2 separate regions of the Homo sapiens genome follow, and region 1 is linked to region 2. A link is a loop called in an ENCODE intact Hi-C map of the cell type or tissue named here. Cell type or tissue: heart right ventricle. All regions are shown on one strand. Each heading gives the region's core, and the rest is flanking DNA. Links, peaks and the distances in the headings are about the cores only. Region 1 overlaps NWD1 (NACHT and WD repeat domain containing 1). Region 2 has its middle 4.0 kb from the start of SIN3B.

Region 1 (2,906 bases), core at 258-2,757, 53 kb before region 2:
AGAACAGACAAATACACACAGAGACCACAAATTTTGAGCCCCACCGTGTCCATTGAAATCTTGGCGCTGCCACTTCTTGGCAGTGTGACCTTGCAAACCCTTTACCATCCCTCCCCCTGCCCCACAGCCCTCAGTTTTCCCATCTGCAGAATAGGGATGCTGAGTGACCATCCCACCTAGGGCTGCTGGGAAGAGTACGCGCATCAGTTCACACAGAACCTCCACCCGTGTTGCCATCGAGGGTCCTGTTACTGTCATATGATAGCATTGTTGACATGAATAGCCTAGGATGAGCTATTTCTGCCCTGAAACCCTATTTTTGTCATCTGCAAAATGTGCAATTGAACTAAAATGTGTCCAGAACTCCACCCAATGTGAAGATGCTGGTGCCTGCAATCATTTATGCCTTTCTTATGCATTCACACAACCCCTACTGATTATCTGCCATAGCCCCAGCTCCCACAGGGACCTAAATATAGTTAATGTTTGTCTCAGCCTTTAAGAGAGGGAGATGGGGCCGAGTGCGGGGGTTCACGCTTCTAATCCCAGCACTTTGGGAGGCCCAGACAGAAGGATTGCTAGAGGGCAGGAGTTCAAGACCATCCTGGGCAACATAGCGAGACCCTATCTCTGTAAAAAAAAATTAATTAGTTAAAAATAGATAGATGGCTGGGCACAGTGGCTCACGCCTGTAACCCCAATACTTTGAGAAGCCGAGGCAGGCAGATTGCTTGAGGCCAGGAGTTTGAGACCAGCCTTGGTGACAGTGAAACCCCATCTCTACTAAAAATACAAAAATTAGCCGGGTGTGGTGGTGCATGCCTGTAATCCCAGCTTCTTGGGAGGCTGAGGCACGAAAATTGCTTGAACCCGGGAGGCAGATGTTGCGGTGAGCCGAGATCACGCCACCGCACTCCAACTTGCACGACAGAGCAAGACTCTGTCTCAAAATACACAAATAAATAAAGAGAAGGAGATGGAACAGCATACCAAACAACTGGAATTTAAGGCAACTGGAAAGAAAAATAACGCGAGAGGCGCTCGCCAGGAGTTGTAAACCTTGATGGAGCAACTTCCCAGGAAAACAGCCTTGGGCATGACTTCCCATTTTAAGGAAGATTTAAAAGCCCAGATCTCTCAGCAAGTTCCCTGCAAAGCCCCTTGATTGACAACCTGTGGCTCCCCCAGCACAAGGAGGAGGTGTAGGAACAAATGTTATCACCAGAGGGCGCTGCTGGACAACCATGTGCTCTCCGTACATCCAAGCACGCTGGCGAATGGGGACCATTCAACATAACATCCTAAATGATCCAACGCGATCACGAGTCCTTTTTTTTTTTTTTTTTTGAGAAGGAGCCTCGCTCTGTCACCCAACTTCTGCCTCCTGGGTTCCAGCGATTCTCCTGTCTCAGCCTCCCGAGTAGCTGGGATTACAGGCCTGCGCGCCACCATGCTCGGCTAATTTTTCTTAATAGCCCATTTTTTAATAGAACGGTTTTAGGTTCACAGCAAAATTGAGTGAAAGGTACAAAGATTTCCAATATATCCCTCCTCTGATCCTACTTTTATTGAAAAGGTTGAGTCTGAGCACAGTGGCTCACGCCTATAATTCCAGAGCTTTGAGGGGTCGAGGAAGGAGGATATCTTGAGCCCAGAAGTTTGAGACCAGCCTGGGCAACATAACGAGACCCCGTCTCTACAAAAAATAAAAAACTAACGAGGCGTGGTGACGTGCATCTGCAGTCCCAGCTAATATAGAGGCTGTGGCCGGAAGATCGCTTGAGCCCAGGAGTTTGAGGCTGCAGTGAGCTGCGATCGTGCCACTGCACTCCAGCCTGGGTGACAGAGTAAGACCCTGTCTCTAAAAAAATAAATAGCCAGGCGCGGTGGCTCATGCCTGTAATCCCAGCACTTTAGGAGGCCGAGGCAGGTGGATCACTTGAGGTCAGCCCAGCCAACATGGTGAAACCCCGTTTCCACTAGACACACAAAAATTAGTTGGGCCTGGTGGCGGGCACCTGTAGTCCCAGCTATTAGGGAGGCTGAGGCAGGAGAATCGCTTGAACCTGGGAGGTGCAGGTTGCAGTGAGCCAAGATCGCACCATTGCACTCCAACCTAGGTGACAGGCTAAAATTCCATCTCAAAAATAAATAAATAAAATAAAATAAAACAAACAAATAAATTAGCTGAGTGTGGTGGCGCATGCCTGTAGTCCCTAGTATTTGGGAGGCTGAGATGGGAGGATTGCTTGAGCCCAGAAGTTTGAGGCTGCAGTTAGCTTTGATCATGCCACTGCACTCCAGCCGGGACAACAGAGTGTGATAAAAGAGGAAGGAAGAAAGGAAGGGAGAGAGGGAGAGAAGAAGGGAGGGAGGAAGGAAAGGGAAGCATTCTAGGCAACCTGGGCAAAGGCTGGAGACTGGAAACAGCTGGGTGCCTCTGAAGCAAGGGTAAGTGTGTCTGGAGAGCAGAGAAGGAGACAGGAGCGGACAGCAGAGGCCAGTAGCTGAGGTATTGTGTCTTCTTTTGTTCTGGAGCCCCTGCAGGGAGCAGAGACTCAATTGGCAGGGAGGGTAGAGGGGGCTCAATCCAGGCAACTTAGTCTACATCCCTTTGTTGCAGAGAGGAGCCTCCTGTACACAGAACTGCTGGCCAGACTCCATTTCTTCGCCACCTCACATCCAGCACTGGTGGGACAGCTATGCCAACAGGCCCAGAGCTGGTTCCAGTTGTGCGCACACCCTGTGCTGGTGCCCCTCGGAGGATTCCTCCAGCCCCCGGGAGGACCCCTCCGGGCAACTCTCAGCGGCTGTCACAAAGGTGAGTCTCCCCAGCATAGCAAAAATCCCAGCAGGCACCTGCTTGCCTGGGGGCAGTGAAGGCCAGGTGTTTGAGGTTGTCCTCT
Region 2 (2,906 bases), core at 210-2,709:
TAGCGTATCATCAAGAAATAACTGGCCAGGCGCGGTGGCTCATGCCTGTAATCCCAATACTTTGGGAGGCTTTGGTGGATAGATCATTTGAGGTCAGGAGTTTGAGACCAGCCTGGCCAACATGATAAGACCCCCGTCTCTAATACTAAAAATACAAAAATTAGCCAGGCGTGGTGGCACGCACCTGTAATCCCAGCTACTTGGGAGGCTGAGGTAGGAGAATCGCTTGAACCTGGAAGGCAGAGGTTGCAGTGAGCTGCAATCGCGCCACTGCACTCTAGCCTGGGCGACAGAGTAAGACTTCGTCTCAAAAGGAAATAACCATTAAAATGGGCGGCCAGGCGCTGTGGCTCACACCTGTAATCCCAGCATTTTGGGAGGCCAAGGTGGGCGGATCACGAGGTCAGGAGATCAAGACCATCCTGGCTAACATGGTGAAACCCCATCTCTACTAAAAATACAAAAAAAATTAGCCAGGTGTGGTGGCAGGCGCCTGTAGTCCCAGCTACTCGGGAGGCTGAGGCAGGAGAATGGCATGAACCTGGGAGGCGGAGCTTGCAGTGAGCCACGATGGCGCCACTGCACTCCAGCCTGGGCGACAGAACGAGACTCTGTCTAAGAAAAAGGGCAACCAGCAGCCCTGGGGGCTGCTCTGTCTATGGAGTAGCCATTCTTTAGTCCTTTACTTTCCTAATAAACTTACTTTCAGTTTACTGTATGGACTGGCCCTGAATTCTTTCTTGCGTGAGATCCAAGAACCCTCTCTTGGGGTCTGGATTGGGACCCCTTTCCCGTAACAGTGTCAGAGGTGTTTGAACCAGAGGAACCCCGACTTGAATAGGGGCTGGGTAAAATAAGACTAAGACCTACTGCACTGCATTCCCAGATGGTTAAAGCATTCTTAGTCACAGGATGAGATAGGAGGTCAGCACAACATACGGGTCATAAAGACCTTGCTGATAAAACAGGTTGCAGTAAAGAAGCCGGCCAAAATCTACCCAAATCAAAATGACCTCTGGTGGTCCTCACTGCTACACTCCCACCAGCGCCAAGACAGTTTAGAAATGCCATGGCAACGTCAGGAAGTTACCCTCTATGGTCTAAAAAGAGGAGGCATGAATAATCCACCCCTTGTTTAGCATATCATCAAGAAATAAATCATAAAAATGGGGAATAAGCGGCCCTCGGGGCTGCTCTGTCTGTGGAGTAGCCATTCTTTGTTCCTTTATTTTCCTTATAAACTTGCTTTCACTTTACAGACTCTCCCTGAATTCTTTCTTGCGTGAAATCCAAAAACCCTCTCTGGGGGGTCTGGATCGGGACCCATTTCCTGTAACACTGGGAGGCTTTGGTAAGAAACGGACTGTCCAGACATCTGGTGGCCACAGAGTGTTCAGTCTGCCTTCGCTGCTCTTCCTGGCTGGGAGCCACAAATCTTCCATGCTTTACTTTCTAAATACCACTCCCTTCCACCCACCGCTCTCTACTTCCACTGCTCCCATCCTGGTCTAAGCCACCATCGTCCTTTGCCTAAATGATGAAACAGCCTCCCTCCACCCTCCCTGGCTCCGCTCCAATCACTTTCCTGCAGAGCAGCCAGAGTGATCACTTTCAAATGCAAACCTGAACTTGCAGCTCCTCCGCTCAAAGCCCTTGGATGGTTTCCACCAGCGTGAATGCTAAAGCCTGAACTCAGTGCATAAGGTGCTGTGTGTTCCGCTCCTCTGGCTGCTCCGGGATTATCTTGTACTCTCTTTCTTCCCCTCCCTCTCTGCAGCCTGGGAAACTCGTCTTAAAAAAAAAAAAACTCTTGAAATGTACCATGCTGTCTCCCACCTCAAAAATCACAGCTGTTCGTGATTTTTCTCATGATGAATGCCTACGCATTCTTCAGATCTCAGCTAGAATGCCACCTCCTCTGGGAAGCCTCCCTCATCTCCTGCAAGACTGGGTTAGGTTTCCCTAGGTAACAGGTGGTATTTTCCAAAAATAGCCACAACATATTTCCTGTCCCACATGATACTCTTGGCCATTTGCCCTCCTCTTGAATTTAGGAAAAACTTTGTAACAGCCTGTATGGAAAGAATGCAATGGAAATGATTCTGCGTGACTTCCGAGTCTGGGTGAGAAAAGGTAATATGGGAGCTGGGTGCAGTGATGCATGCCTGTAGTCCCAGCTACTCAACAGATTGACGTGGGAGGATCCTTTGAGTCCAGGAGTTTGAGGCCAGCCTGGGCCAGCCTGAGACCCTGAGTCCCACCCCAACCCCTGCCATCTCCGGAAGAAGAAGAAGGAGAAGGAGAAGAGGAAGAAGAAGAGGAAGAGGAAGAAGAAAAAGAAAAGATGATATGATTCCCACCTGGCTCACACGCTCACTTGTTCTTAGAACGGTAGTTGTGAAGAAGCTCAGGCTGCAAGGAGACCACATGTAGGTATTCCAAGCAACGGCCCCAGCGAGGGTCTCGGCCTGTAGCCTGTAGCAACTGACATACATATGTGTGAGCAAACATTCAGGTGATTCCAGCCCCCAGACTTTGAGCCACCCAGCTGATGCCAAGGTTGAGTTATTCCTCCCAAGCCTGCCCAAATTGCAGATTGAAGAGTAAAATGAATGTCTCTTTTCTTTCTTTTTTTTTTTTTTTCAAGACAGGGTCTTGCTCTTGCTCTGTTCCCCAGGCTGGAGTGCAGTGGCGCAATCTCAGCTCATTGCAACCTCCACCTTCTGGGTTCAAGCGATACTCATGCCTCAACCTCCCAAGTAGCTGGGATTACAGGTGTGTGCCACCACACCTGGCTAATTATTGTATTTTTAGTAGAGATGGGATTTCACCATCTTGTCCAGGCTGGTCTTGAACTCCTGGCCTCATGTGATCCACCCACCTCTGCCTCCCAAAGTGCTGGGATT

What was found. Hi-C counts contacts between places; a loop is a spot of excess contacts. Peaks named below come from ENCODE experiments on the same cell type or tissue, not always from the same donor. Only the 100,000 strongest peaks of a DNase experiment are listed, where the experiment ranks them.
Region 1: it touches region 2 in a loop (2.5-fold over the local background); 23 of 110 quality-filtered maps call a loop at or near these places.

The regions. Positions count from the first base shown.
Region 1 is chr19:16,770,503-16,773,408 of GRCh38, forward strand. NWD1 (NACHT and WD repeat domain containing 1) reads left to right here. Exons shown (of 19, transcript NM_001007525.5): 11 at 2,624-2,821. Among named protein-coding and RNA genes, the nearest start is that of NWD1, 52 kb to the left of the region's middle. In heart right ventricle, for the core only: a CTCF peak has its summit at 1,222 (motif pointing right); a DNase peak (open chromatin) is centred at 1,229.
Region 2 is chr19:16,823,909-16,826,814 of GRCh38, forward strand. No RefSeq gene overlaps it. Among named protein-coding and RNA genes, the nearest start is that of SIN3B, 4.0 kb to the right of the region's middle. RefSeq lists an enhancer at 1,422-2,099. In heart right ventricle, for the core only: a CTCF peak has its summit at 1,376 (motif pointing left); a DNase peak (open chromatin) is centred at 1,503; H3K4me3 peaks cover 1,413 bases; H3K27ac peaks cover 1,552 bases.